2 separate regions of the Homo sapiens genome follow, and region 2 is linked to region 1. Evidence: chromatin contacts called from ENCODE Hi-C or POLR2A ChIA-PET data. All regions are on one chromosome and are shown on one strand. Each heading gives the region's core, a stretch centred on a gene start or an enhancer-like site at or near the end of the contact. The rest is flanking DNA. Distances are from core to core; before and after follow the strand shown. Region 1 has its middle 14 kb from the start of LINC01702. Region 2 overlaps GNG12 (G protein subunit gamma 12).

The links. A loop is a pair of places that touch in the nucleus more often than their neighbours do. ChIA-PET counts read pairs that join two places held with the same protein, here RNA polymerase II (POLR2A). Pooled maps may share reads with other maps.
Region 2: a pooled map shows a loop between it and region 1 (6-fold over the local background). The contact joins two enhancer-like sites. A Hi-C loop is called at or near these places in 4 of 168 maps with a recorded cell type or tissue (Caco-2, KBM-7, Panc1 and 1 more) and 8 of 50 pooled maps. POLR2A ChIA-PET finds 5 or more read pairs at or near these places in 5 of 52 experiments (A549, MCF 10A, OCI-LY7 and 2 more).

Annotation. Positions count from the first base shown.
Region 1 is chr1:67,532,924-67,540,214 of GRCh38, reverse strand. No RefSeq gene overlaps it. Among named protein-coding and RNA genes, the nearest start is that of LINC01702, 14 kb to the right of the region's middle. RefSeq lists silencers at 698-880, 6,695-6,989 and an enhancer at 4,435-4,729. Within about 2 kb of position 4,639, at least 3 of the 41 ENCODE cell types and tissues checked have a DNase peak (open chromatin) inside an H3K27ac peak, as active enhancers do.
Region 2 is chr1:67,732,145-67,739,435 of GRCh38, reverse strand. All of the region lies in intron 2 of GNG12 (G protein subunit gamma 12), which reads left to right. Among named protein-coding and RNA genes, the nearest start is that of GADD45A, 51 kb to the right of the region's middle. RefSeq lists an enhancer at 3,211-3,290 and a silencer at 5,267-5,386. Within about 2 kb of position 3,160, at least 36 of the 41 ENCODE cell types and tissues checked have a DNase peak (open chromatin) inside an H3K27ac peak, as active enhancers do.

The DNA of each region.
Region 1 (7,291 bases), core at 3,390-5,889:
AGTGATCCATCGGAGCAGCAGGAGGAAATCATCCAGCGGGGTGAAAGACAGGGGAGGGGAAGAAAAGGTTTCTCAGAGCGGGTAAACCTTGGGCTGAGTCTTTAAGGGTGAATAGCTATTTCAAGCAGCCCAGGATAGAGGTGAGGGTGAGGCCATAGGTGTGGAGTGGGTAGGATAGGTGGGCAGGAACCAGATCATAAAACACATGATGAAACCACTGTTGGTTCTGAATGTCCCCAGTTCCTCAAGCCCTTAGGCATGATCCTTTCATTCAATATTCAAATGGAAAAGCTGAAACAGCCATGCCACCAACAGCGGGAAGCCCAGTATCCCTGAAGATTTGGTGTGGTTCTGGGGTTAAGGCGAGGTGGTGCTCTCCCGGCTCTGAGCTCTGTGGCCCTGATCCTCTGTCCCTCGCTGCTCTCAGCTCTGCTGCTGCAGTCGGCCCCTGAAGTCTGTCCTCTGCATCTTCCTTTCTGGGCAGCAACTCACTTCCTCCATTCCCCAAAACACCAGTAACGTCCGAGTGCTGGGATGGCCAGCTCACACTGCAGGCTTGAGAGAGCCAAAGAAGGCCACAGCACAGACAGAAAACCACTTACAGTTAAACACTGACCGTGGCGGCCCCAACTTGCATAGGCCACCTCCACCATAGGAAGGTTCTTACCAGCCAGCTTTATCTTCTTAAGCACCTGTGACCTCCCTCCACCTCCTCCGTCTCACCAGTTACAATCTCCTAGAAGCTTTTAAAAAGACCAATTCCCAGGTCAGGCGCAGTGGCTCACGCCTGTAATCCCAGCACTTTGGGAGGCCGAGGCGAGTGGATCACCTGCGTCGGGAGTTCGAGACCAGCCTGACCAACATGGAGAAAACCCGTCTCTACTAAAAATACAAGATTAGCTGGGCATGGTGGCACATGCCTGTAATCCTAGCTAGTCAGGAGGCTGAGGCAGGAGAATCTCTTGAACCCGGGAGGTGGAGGTTGTGGTGAGCCAATATCATGCTATTGCACTCCAGCCTGGGCAACAAGAGCGAGATGCTGCCAAAAAAAACAATTCCCAGTACTCATCTCAAATCATTTTAGTCTGAATCTATGAAAGTGGGGCCAGCTGGGCATGCATGTGAAAACTCCCAAGTAATTCTAGAGAATACTACTCTGAAGCTAGACCTTCCTCACATCTCCCCATCCCCACTGTTCTGGCAGCAAGGAAAGCTCTAGTTCCTTACCGTATAGAGCAATTCCTCTCTCTCTCGCTCTCTCTCTCTTTCTCTCTGTCTCTCTCACTTGTTCTCACTTATCCAAGCCTAAGCATATAGGCCATACCTCCTCAAAAATGTAAAATCCATCACCGTGTTTTCCTAAATAACAGAATTCTTTTTTTTTTTTTTTTTTTGAGATGGAGTCTCGCTCTGTCACCCAGACTTGAGTGCAGTGGTGCAATCTCGGCTCACTGAAACCTCCATCTCCCAGGTTCAAGCTATTCGCCTGCCTCAGCCTCTCGAGTAGCTGGGATTACAGGTGCCCACCACCACGCCAGGCTAATTTTTGTAATTTTAGTAGTGATGGGGTTTTGCCATGTTGGCCCGGCTGGTCTCAAACTCCTGACCTCAAGTGATCTGCCCACCTCAGCCTCCCAAAGTGCTGGGATTACATGTGTGAGCCACCACACCTAGCCAGAATTATTTTTCTTTAAAGTGAATTGTATCTCTCCCCTAAAAGGGAAAAATTATAACTCTCAGCTTTCATTTTAAATACCATATTTTAGTGACTTTCAGATTTGAATATTTTTCATATTTTAGTCTATTTGAAATTGGATGTGTTTTATGATCAATGGGATATCATAGTTTCATCAACAGTATTAATTAGCACTTCACATAATAAAACACCTTACAGCTATAAGGGGATTTGATTTGATGAAATCATGTAGTAATAATTTTTTTATTTTTCCTGTCACAAAGGCAAGTCTTGCCAAGGAGTTTGGACTTTATACTCCAAGTAATAAGAGGCTGTCAAGGGATTTTAAAGGAAGGAGCGACATGGCAAAGTTTTGCTTCCAAGAACCTCTTCGTCTCATGCCAATGGGAATAAAGTAGGGATTCTTCTCACTGAGCTGGAATAACCTGCTTAGGGGTTAAAGGATCCAAACTTGCTTCCTTTGGGGCATGAAGGTTCAGTTCCTCGTGTTAAGGCCACGTGTCACTGTGGTTCAGACACCAGCTCTCTCCCAAGAGACCCCAGGAGACCGCATTCATTGCCTTGATGATTTCTCCACTTGAGGAGCCTGCTCTCCTGCAGGCCAGGAGACCTGTTTGTTGGCACTTCTCACCTGGTCCTTCTTCCCCAGGAAACCAGGCATTAACCAGGCACCCCTGAGAGGCCGATATATAACTACAGGAGGCCCATTTATTCGCTTACAAAGCGAAGTTAAGCTGGCAAGCAGACAGAACACTCTAGTACGGAGATCAGTCCATTCTCTCCCTGGAGGCAAATTACTGGAGAAGCCAAGTTATAACCAGAACGCCAATTTATTCATTTATAATGAGAAAATCAGCTTTCGAGAGTACTGGAAGTTCACACAAGCCAGAGCACTTTGTTCTTTCCCTGTTGAAAAACGAATACCCAAGAAGCCAAATTATCCAGAAGAGCGAGCAAGGAATTGTGGCAAAGGTTGAATAGAAGACCTATCTTTCGGCTGAATTGCTCAAAGCGCTCTTACCCACTAGAGGGTTTGCTTTGCCTGGCAAACCTCTTTGCTCAGGTCTGCTTGCCAAGCTTTCTTCTTGCCTGGACACTGAATGGACAGGCCTTGCCAGCATTTGCCCCTGAGACTTGTCATTTTCCAAGCTGCCATGGCTGGTCAGCTTCCTTCTCTTACAATGGGGTCTCCTTCCCCTAAAAGTAATTGAGGCTTGGTTTATTTCCTTAGAGTCTCAATCAAACCCAGTCTAATCTATTCAAGAACACACTTAAACACAATCTCTTAGATTTTTCCCACAAACGGTTTATCCTAACCAGTGTATGTGTGTTTTATTGCTTAATCCCTTACAACTTTTTATTTATTTATTTATTTATTTATTTATTTATTTATTTATTTATTTAGAGACACGGTCTCACTCTGTCACCCAGGATGAGTGCAGTGGCATGATCATGGCTCACTGCAGCCTCAAACTCCCAGGCTCAAGCAATTCTGATGCCTCAGCCTCCCGAGCAGCTGGGACTACAGATGTGTGTCACCACGCCCAGCTAATTTTTTTTTCTTTTTTTTTTTTTTTTTTGTAGAGACAGGTCTTGCTGTGTTTTTCAGGCTGGTCTCAAACTCCTTGATAAAAGCAATCCTCCTACCTCAGCCTCCCAAAGTGTTGAGATTACAGGTGGGAGCCACCACTCTTGGCCTACAAATTTACTTACAAATTCTCTGGGACTCCAGGCAGTCATTTTCTTAGGACAAGCAACAAGAGGAAATGAGCTCTGTTGAATAAGAAACTGAATTCCCCTTTGACACTCTGGGCATGGAAACCCTCCCTTCTCCAAAGGGCTGGAGTAACCCTCAGGGGCTTGTCCCCCAAGGCCCTATGAATGAAGCTGGATTTAGGTACATGGGCGGGAGGGAGAGCCTCAAACCATGGGTGGATTTGGTTTGATATGCATTGCAAGTTCGTCCTATCAGAGGGTGGAGAATACAGACCTTGAAGCCACACACAGCTGGGTTCCAATCCCAGCTTTGCTGAAGATACAGCACTCAACATCTCTGAGCCTCATCTTTAAAATGGGTACGTCATACCTCTATCTCCCAGAAAGGTGAAATTAAATAATAATGCACAACACTTGGCATGTAATAATCATTATTCCTTCCTCTTACCCGTCTCAATTTTTCCCATTACAGGAAATTGTTCCACAAAACGCTGCGACCTCTAGAAAAATGCTCCTTCTCTCCACTCTGCCCACCGCCACCCACCCAGGTATTTTAAAGTCAGTGAGAGAGGCCTAGCAATTACATTCCTTTTCTTTTCTTTTTTACAGTGTCTTACACCAAAATATTTACATTTGTGTATTTGATTCTAAGAAATAGGGTATATAGAGGACAGATGATTGACCATGAGTTGGTAGGTGTTGAAGCTGGATAATGAGTACAAGGGAATTCATTATATTATAGTCTGTACTTTGGGATATATTTGAAATTTTTTGTGTTAAGAATACTTTTTAAGGCTGGGCACAGTGGCTCACACCTCTAATCCCAGCACTTTGGAAGGCTGAGGCACAAGAGTCGCTTGAGCCCAGGAAGCGGAAGTTGCAGGGAGCCGAGATCACGCCACTGCACTCCAGCCTGGGCAACACAGTAAGACTCTGTCTTAAAAAAAAGAAAAGAAAAGAAAAGAAAAAAAGAATACTTTTAATAGAAAAAAATCTTAATGGTAAGTTACTATATGTCAGACACTGGTCTAGGAGATGGGGTTTAAAAGAATAAGTCTAAGCTTGCCTTTGAGGAATTTAGTTTAATGGGAGAGAAAACTGTGTTAATGGTCCTTTCAAGCTGAGTGATGAGGGTGAGTGAAACTTTGTGTTATGCAATGCTCACATATTCCACCCTGACGGAGTGCCAGTATGTCCGGCTACCAACGGTGGTGGCGTCCCCATGTGGCAAAAGTGTGAACACCACCTGCAAGTCACTCAGCCTTCCTGTATTGAACTGGAGAAACTCGACTAATTTACAGTGTGAGAAGCTTCTCTTTTCTTCAATATTTGCATATAAATGAGACTTGATTAATATATTTTGGCACATTGCTTCAAATCTGTGGCATAATTTAAATTTGCATAAAACTTGGCTGCTGAATTGTGATGATCTGTTTACTTCTCTAATAGGGTCCTCTTCCTCACCTCTTCTTTTCCCAATGGAGTAGAAACAGAGAGGGAATGAAGGAGGGAGGATAGAAAGAAAGAAGGGAGGAAAGAAAAAAAGGGGCAGATTAGGCAGAAAGACTGTTTGCTCTTCTCCCTCTCCTACCTCCCCAATGTCAAAGTTATGTTATACGAGGTTTGACATTAGTGATCCTCTCTTTTGTGCTGTGCAGTAATTGACATATAAGTGATGTGAAACCCTCATGCTGACTGGCCTCCCCATCTTGGGCTTATCATTTCACTTTCCAGAACCTATATTATAGATTTCTCCATCTGTTATATAATAAAGGAATAGCAGTACTGACCTGACTTCCCAAGGGTCATAGAAGGGTTACACCAGATAATGCAGGAGAAAGCCCTTTGAGCACAGTACAGCCAGAGACACATGTTAGGGGTGTTATTAGGACCACTGACATGGCAACCACAGCTGCCACTTCCTTATGACTCACTAGCCTCTTATATGAGCCCGCCTCACTATGAGGCCCTGAAGGGTGCTGAGCTAATGTTTGTAAACCACTTTAAAGAGGAGAGGGGCTTTAAAGCAGCTTGGAACACTTCCGATTAGATGACCTCTACAAGAGTACAAAGGAAAATAAATATGGACTTTCCTCTTCCTTTTAATTTTCTTTCAAAAAGAGAGACAACTAGCTCCCTCAGCAGTGTACACCACAGTGTTTGAGTTAGCCATGTGAGTACAGAAGAGTTTTCTGGGACAGGGTCATGAAAAAATATTACGGTTCTTTTTTTAATGGGAAAAGAAGTGCGTGCTTGTTTTTAAAAAATGCAAATGATATAGGAGTATAGAAAATAACAGGTAAGGCCAGGCACAGTGGCTCACGCCTGTAATCCCTGCACTTTGGGAGGCCAAGACAGGCGGATCACCTGAGGTCAGAAGTTTGAGACCAGCCTGCCCAACATAGAGAAACCCCATCTCTACTAAAAATACAAAATTAGCTGGGTGTGGTGGCACATGCCTATAATCCCAGCTACTCGGGAGGCTGAGGCAGGAGAATCTCTTGAACTCAGGAGGCGGAGGTTGCGGTGAGCCAAGATCACGCCATTGCACTCCAACCCAGCCAACAAGAACGAAACTCTGTCTCAAAAAAGAAACCAAAAAAAAAAAAAAAAAAAAAAGCTGGGTGTGGTGGCTCACACCTGTAATCCTAGCACTTTGGGAGGCCGAGGCGGGTGAATCACGAAGTCAGGAGATCGAGACCATTCTGGCTAACACGGTGAAACCCCGTCTCTACTAAAAATACAAAAAATTAGCTGGGCGTGGTGGCGGGCACCTGTAGTCCCAGCTACTCAGGAGGCTGAGGCAGGAGAATGGCGTGAACCCAGGAGGTGGAGCTGGCAGTGAGCCGAGATCGCACCACTGTACTCCAGCCTGGGCGACAGAGCGAGACTCTGTCTAAAAAAAAAAAAGGAAAGAAAAGAAAAGGTAAAAGCCCCATTTTTTCAAATATCACTTCACCCTTTCCCTAGAGGTAGCCACTGTTAACAGTATGGGAGTGTATTCTTCCAGTTTTTATGTAGATAGATAAATAGATCTTTCTGTGCATTCTGTCCTGCAATTTTCTTTTCTCACTTAACTCTAAATAGTAGTGTTTAAGAGTAGACTTTTACAAAGAAATTAAGAAGGAAATATAAATGTTTTACCAAGGGAACTACCCACTCAAATGTATTTCTTAATTTTGCAAGTAAGCCTTATTGTAAATAGGGAAAAGAAATAAAAGAGAAAATATATAATATTTTAAATAAAATCAAATGTGTTTCTTAAACCAAAACATGGAGTTGGAATGTTACCCTAGCTGCTGAGAGAAAACTATGCCCTGTACACATCTTTATCACATGTTTGTCCACCCAAACTAGAATGCGAACTTCTCCAACGTAAGCAGTATTCCCTGGACCTAGCACAATGCCTGGCACAAAGAAATGTTTGCTGAGTGAATAAATGAATAAACAAATCAACCGTGACCCTGGATTCTTGCAGAAGTTATCCATTAATTAGGCCAGGCACAGTGGCTCATGCCTGTAATCCCAGCACTTTGGGAGGCCAAGGTGGGCGGATCTCTTGAGGACAGGAGTTTGAGAACAGCCTGGCCAACATGGTGAAATCCCCATCTCTACTAAAAATACAAAAAATGTTAGCCAGGCTTGGTGGCGTGCACCTGTAGTCTCAGCTACTCAGGAGGCTGAGGCACAAGAATCACTTGAACCCAGGAGGCAGACATTGCAGTTAGCTGAGATCGCGCCACTGCACTGCAGCCTGAGCAACACAGTGAGACTCTGTCTCAAAAAAACGAGTAAGTTCTCCATGAATTAATCTCTCCTGGGCCCCTTCTGTGCTTTATGGCATCTTGTTTTTAGCACTTTTACACATTATGTTATTTT
Region 2 (7,291 bases), core at 1,911-4,410, 200 kb before region 1:
GCGTTCAATAAACTTAAATTGAGTGAAGATCATACCGGTCATTGTGATCAACTCTCTGCGGATATCACCTTGAGGGAGAGGATTTCAGAACAGGAAGAATCTTTGGGGCCTGAGCATTTGGGTGAATGGTATTACCATTTTAGAGATGGCGAATGCCACAGGAGGAAGGATTTTGACAGGCATACAGGGTGGGATCCAGAGATTTCTACATATTAAGTGTGTTGTTGCTGGGGTTTTTTTGTTTTTGTTTGTTTTAATTGACAGATTCTCACTCTGTTGCCCAGCCTAGAGTGCAATGGTGCAATCTTGGCTCACCACAACCTCCGCCTCCTAGGTTCAAGCGATTCTCTTGCCTCAGCCTCCCAAGTAGCTGGGACTACAGACGCCTGCCACCACGCCCAGCTAATTTTTGTATTTTTAGTCATGATGGAGTTTTACCATATTGGCCAGGCTGGTCTCGACCTCCTGACCTCAAGTGATTTGCCCACCTTGGCCTCCCAAAGTGCTGGGATTACAGGCATGAGCCACCATGCCCAGTCCCATTTCTGTTGTTTTAAAAGCCAAGGTGTTGCTGTGTTGCCCAGAATGGAATGCAGTGATACAATCATACTTCACTATAACCTTGAACTCTTAGGCTCAAGCAATCCTCATGCCCCCAGCTTCAGGAGTAGCTAAGACCACAGGCACATGCCATCATGCCCAGCTAACCTTTTCAATTTTTTGTAGTGACAGGTTCTGTGTATGTTGCCCAGGCATGTCTCAAACTCCTGGTCTCAAGTGATCCTCCCGCCTCCCAGAGTGCCGGGATTGTGGGTGTGAGCTACCATGCCTGGCCTACACGTGTAAACTTTGAGATGCATTTTAGATATCCAAGTGGAATGTTGAGAGGTCAGGTAGAGATTAGAGACCAGAGCTCCAGGGGGAGGTTGAAGCTGGAGATAAACAGAGGGGAGGGCTCAGGATCGTTGTTAAAGACTTGATATAGACCAAAGCTCAGTGAGGACAGTGACTGAGTCTATTTATTCACCTCTATATACCTAGGACAAGCATTCAGTTATGTATATCTAATCAATAAATTAATCTGTGGCTATTGTTGCACAGTGATTGTGATTTAGTACAAAACGAAATCACTAACTGATAATTTGCTTTATTGTTCAAAACAAAAAAAATTGAAATCTGGTATGTAGTTTCTTAGAAATAATTTGCTAATAGGGCTGGGCACAGTGGTGCATACCTGTAATCACAGCACTTTGAGAGGCTGAGGTGGGCCCAGGAGTTCAAGACCAGCCTGGGCAACATGACGAAACCCCATATCTACCAAAAAACAAACAAAAAATAGCCTGACATGGTGGCGCACACCTGTCCCAGCTACCCAGGAGGCTGAGGTGGGAGGATCATCTGAGCCTGGGAGGTTGAGGCTGAAGTGAGACATGATCGTGCCACTGAACTCCAGCCTGGGTGACAGAAAAAAAAAGGAAAAGAAAAGCTTTTATAATAAAGCTTGACACTGAAAAGAATCTTAGAGGCCATTTAATGCAAAGGTTCAAAGTGTGCAGGCAAGGAATGGTAAGGGGAGTGGACAGTTTATTGCAAAGGGTGAGCCCTTGTTTACAGGGGCCACATATTGACAATAAACTGAGTAACAATGTCTTAAATGTAATGGCACCACTCTTGTTAAAGTATATGAAGATGTTGTTGCAATTAATAAAGAGAACATTTTTGTTAATTTCTTGTTATTATGTATTTTCATAACCAGTAGGCTCCAAAAAGACAGCTATCTTTGGAGCAGGGAAAAGCTAGTGCTTATACATTTAAAAAAAAAAAAGAAAGTCTTCATATTGAAAAGAGGAGGAAACACTGATCTAGTCCAAGCTCTTTGTTTTACTGATGCAGAAAGGGAAAGGGAAGGGGATTGAGTAACTTGCATAAATTACACAGTTAACCAACTAACAGCTGAACCTAGATAGACCCTCGGTTTCTTGACCCTGGGCCCAGAGCTCTTCTTACCATCCATGTGACTGTTTATCTTTCAGAACCAACTTTCTTCAGGCCAATAAATGAGGTATTGCCTTAGAACAGAAATCATTTATATTTGGCCATGGAATTATATTAATGATTTATTTTTATAATGATTAATTATGAGAATTATAATTAGACTTTGCTTTAGCTAGTTTCAAAATCCATTTATAATCCCCTAAGCACAGGCCATTTGGCAATGCAAAAGACTAAGTAGCCCAAGAAGGGTTGATGAAAGTATGATTTTTAATTTGCAGTAGATAATTTACCTAATGAGTACTACTTATATAGAAAATTAAGACTTGGTTTTAGTTGCAAACATCATTTTAAGGAAGCTTAGCAGCCTACGTGGAATTTCAGGAGTGGACACATCTGAATATCCACAATTCTTGGTTTATATTCAGGCTGCACAACTTTAGTACCTATATGATGTTGGCCATGCTCACTCACTCCTCCAACCCTCAGTTTACACATCTGCAAAATGAGATACTTCTTTTCCAGTGTTGCTGTGGACATTAGCAGGCACACACATTTGGTGCTTGCACAAATGAGGTCCTAAGAGGTGGGTCCCTCTCATCTTACGTGAGGAAACTGAAGCAGATTAGAAATGACCCAAGGAAACCACTCCGAGTTCAGTCTGGAGCCCACTCCCCTAGGTTTTAATCATCCCCCAACTCAGTCCCTATCTGCTGAGGTTCCTGGATCCAGACGGTTCTTACCAAGGAACTGTCTGTCCCCACCACATGGATGGTTTTCCTGGCAGAGGTGTGCCCTGTGAGGGGGTCACTGCTCCTGGGGTTGGCATCGTGAGGCTGAGCCTGCAGGCTGCACAAGTATGTTCCACTGAGAGGCTGCCCTGGTGACTCCATTACTCACGCATCCCTGCCACACAGTGCAGCTGGGCCGTGGCCCCAGCACAGGGTTCATTTACATAGCTGCACAACAGGAAGCAGTCTAGTGTTTAGAGCTGCCCTGGCCCACTGAGAGCAAATTGTTTCAGGTGCTGTGGTGTGGGTTCTGGAACTGTGGGCTGTGCCTTTGGCGTCCACGTTAGCATCAGGAAGCAGTAGCCTTCTACTGCAACATTCTCCCTGCCTGCTGCTTGGTTCGGGGGTTGGGATTTTTGTTTTGCTTTGGTTGTTGTACACTCTCACGCTTGGCAGGCACAACCGGAAGAAGAGGTGGGCGTTGTGTCAGGCTGGGAGGGAGTGCCTTTGTGGAGCCAGGGTTCCTAATGAACAGACTCCTAGTTCTTCTCCCACAGTTCCTGCAAGTGAAATGGCAGATGTATGAGTCACTTCATAAGATGGGAACAGGAAGACATCCTGTTGATGCCAAGCCATTTTCAGTTCAGTGATGAGAATCTACCCCCCGCAAGAAAGTGTGTTTGTATCTTCCTCCTTTCCCCAGTGCAGAGGGGGTCAGCACCTGGCTCTTTCCCTTGTGAGAACTCCTCCACTTGGTTTAGCGCCCAGGAAATCAGCCCTGTCTTTCATTTGCATCTGTTATGTTATCAGAAGATCCTCTTTGCCAAAGATACTTTCTGTCTGAACTATTTTTAAAAAAATATTTTCCCTTGTTTTTTCCTTCTTTAGAATAATATTGTACTCTGTGATGGTTTAGGATTTTCTTTCATGGAAGAATTTTTTTATGTTTTTCTCACAGGAGCTTCACTGTTGTTAGTGAAGATCACTCAGAAATTATAGTATTTACAGTGATTCTCTGCCCCTTTTAATTGAATTCTCATAGTTCCTTTCTTAAATTATTTGGTATTCTTTATAATCATTATAAGAGGTCACATTTATTGAATGTTTGGAGGCAGGCACAATTTTAAGCACTTTACATATGCATTTCATCCTCAGATAGTTCCATGAGATGTAGAGACTGTTGCCACTCCCATTTTTGCAGATGAGGACGCAGGCTCCAATTAAGCAACTCCAAAAGTCACACAGTTAAATGGCAAGAACCAGAACTTAAGCCCTGTTCCTAATAACTCCCTTTGCCAGCATTCACTCAAAGTGTGATCAGCAGAACAATGATCTCATGAGATGTTCCTCGGAAAATATTTTTATGTGCAAATAATTTGGGGAAATGCTGCAAGCCACAAGCCTCTTGCCAGATCATAAATGTATCTTAGTGCAGGAAAGACCCTGAGAAGTCTTGCGTGAAAGAAGTCTGCTTATCATTGTGTGAACTAGGGCTTTCCAAAATACATGGCATGGAACCCATTTCAATATATACCTATTAAATTGTAATACATCTGAGGCCAGGCGCGGTGGCTCATGCCTGTAATCCCAACATTTTGGAAGGCCAAGGAGGGTGGATCACCTGAGGTCAGGAGTTTGAGACCAGCCTGACCAACAAGATGGAACCCCATCTCTACTAAAAAAAATACAAAATTAGCCAGGCGTGGTGATGCATGCCTGTAATCCCAGCTACTCTGGAGGCTGAAGCAGGAGAATTGCTTGAAGTCAGGAGGCAGAGGTTACAGTGAGCCGAGATCACGCCATTGCACTACAACCTGGGTGACAGAGTGAGACGCTGTCTCAAAAAAGAAAATAAAAAGAATAAATAAATAAAAATTGTAATACATTTTAAGAAACACCATACTAGTCTAAGAAAGCAACTAGAGCCAGACCCTGTAGTGTGCCTGTAGTCCTAGCTACTCAGGAGGCTGAAGCTGGAGGATTGCTGGAGCTCAGGAGTTCAAGGCTGCAGTAAGCTACGATCCTGCAACTGTACTCCAGCCTGGGTGACAGAGCAAGGCCCCATCTCTACAAATCATAAAGAAGGCAACATAATGTGATGGCTAGATACAAGGGCTTTGGAGCCAGAGAGTACGTAGGTTCAAGTCCCATATCTGCTACTCCCTAGGTAAGTTATTTAGCTTCCTGTGCTTCACTTCCCCCATCTGTGTAGTGGGGAAAATATAGCACTCTTGCATAGGGTGACTGTGAGGGGTAAATTAGTGCGTCTAAAGGACCTGGAACACCGTTGTGCACATACAGAAGTAGTCAGTGTTCTAAATGTAGCAGAAGGAGTCAAAACATTTACCACTGTGGGGTCAGATCACAGCCAAAATGCTGTTTCCCCAGTCTTCAGAAAACCTATCAAAGAAGAAGCATGCCCTCACCCTCCTTTCCTCTAGCACTCTCTCTAGCTGCCCTGTGCTCTCTCTGCCTCTCACCATCTGCTTGTACTAGATAGCAGCCCAGACCTGGGCTCAGGTCTAGGCAGTAGGTCTCTGCCCTGCCCTTGAGTCAGGAATAACACACACTCCCGCTGGGACACAGGACAGCTATCAGGGTTAGCCACACACTGTGGGTGGCCCCGGCAGAATCTGCAAAAAGAACATTCTGGTGAGAAAGGAACTCAAGTTTCCTGCATTTGAGCAAGGCAGCTGCCTGTGCAAACCGTTGGCCCTAGATTTCCAGAAGGCAAAACTATCTTCAAGCATTGCACACTCACTGAACTTGCCACTGCCCCATTTCACCTGAGACTATCCTCCAAGGAGAATGGGTGCTGTATGAGGGGCCTTACGATTCTGCAGGCTCATCTTCTGGGCTGATCTCTCAGTACACAGCCTGCCTGGGCTATTTGTTGGAAAGTCCTGCAACAGGCAGATAACATTTGGTTGGGTTTTTCTCTTTCCCCTCCCCTGTGTGTTCTGAAGTTGGTCCTGCAATGACTCCCAGGAAGGTTTGGGGGAAGTCCACTGGGGAGAAGGAAAGAAATTGCAGAAATTTACAAATTTTCAAAATTGACTTTAGGTATTGTTTCATGTTGCCCTTTTTGGTTTTTTTCCTATAAATTTTAAGAATTTCAAAATGAAAAATTAAAATTATAAAAATACACTAACCCTCTGTATGGGCAAGGGTGGTTACTTGTGATATGTTTATTATTGAGTGAAAAATGCAATTGCAGAACCATATGCAAATATGATTCCATTTGTTTAAAAGATGCATGCACATCATATACGTGCACGTGTATATGATTGTATATTTGCAAAGGCCAGAAGAGGATATGGAAGTTTGAAAGAAAAAGACTATATTGACAATAGTTACCCCTTTAGAGTGAAATTTGAAGGCAAGAGTTTTAACTTTGTATTCTATACACATGCATATAGTTTGAATTTTCAACATTTTTTTCATTTAAAAAAAGAAGAAGAAAAGGCAAACACCCCAAACCAGCTCCAAAAATAGGGCTAGATTAAATACTGGTGGCTTGTGATACATGTTGTTGCCTAACTGACTGGAGGGCTTTGCAGTAAGAGGGAAGGAAACTCAGATCAGAAAATGGGCTGATTCCAGTCACAGTCAGCTCTGCACCATGCACACTAAACTGGGCTGTGCAGTGTGTGGCTTGGGAGCCTGTGCAGTTGCAAGTGGTGCTAAGTTTTGCTTTTCCTTTCCCACGCCCTCCCTCGGGTAAGCCACACCAGCTGCTCAGATCCTCCAAGGTTCAGCTTCCCATGTATTGCCCTTGGCCATGATAAAGCGCTTAATCACTCAGGCCTGGACCAAATGGAGGGGCCCACCCCAAGCACAACTGCCAGGAGGGCAGTAGCTATCACTGGTCACCCCTGCGGAAACTTGCTGCCCCTACAAAGGCCTTGAGATGAGTGGAGAGAGCCTCGTCTGAGGGTCAGGAACCCGGCTCCTTTCCCTAGTCCTGGGGGACCTTGGGCAAGTCATTAAATCTCCTTTTGCCTCAGTTTCCTCTTATGCTAGCCAGACAAAGTGATGAGGTGTGATAATAGACATGAAAGAGCTTCAAAAGCAAAGGCAGTGTTATACAAAGAAAACAAGCAGTGTGAACATTATTAGCTGTAGTGAGCTATGGGACCTGCCACTCGATTCCTGAACTGACTTCCCTCCCAATGGAGTGTTTTGTTCTTTCTTGATTTGGAGGCAGAGCCCCTTTCTTTGCAGTATTTAAAGTACTTAGTCCCCTCTTTTAAAATAAGAAACCCAAGGGCCTGAAAGGTTGAATGGTCTGTCTCTTTTCCCCACCTTCCAGATCCCATGGGAAGTCAGGGAACAAGGCCAAGGGTTAGGCTGGACTTTCTGATTTCATGTTCTAGGTGCTAAGCATTAAACAGGCCTCTCTTGATAATAATAGTCGCTTTATACTGGGGGTCCCCCGATAGTCAGTTCTTTTGAGAACATAGGATGTGGGACAATATTCCTCACGTACACTTCATATAGCATCTTAAGTAACTTTAAACATTCTCCTTTATGACTGCATTTTTTTCCTCTAGATGTCTGTCATTCAG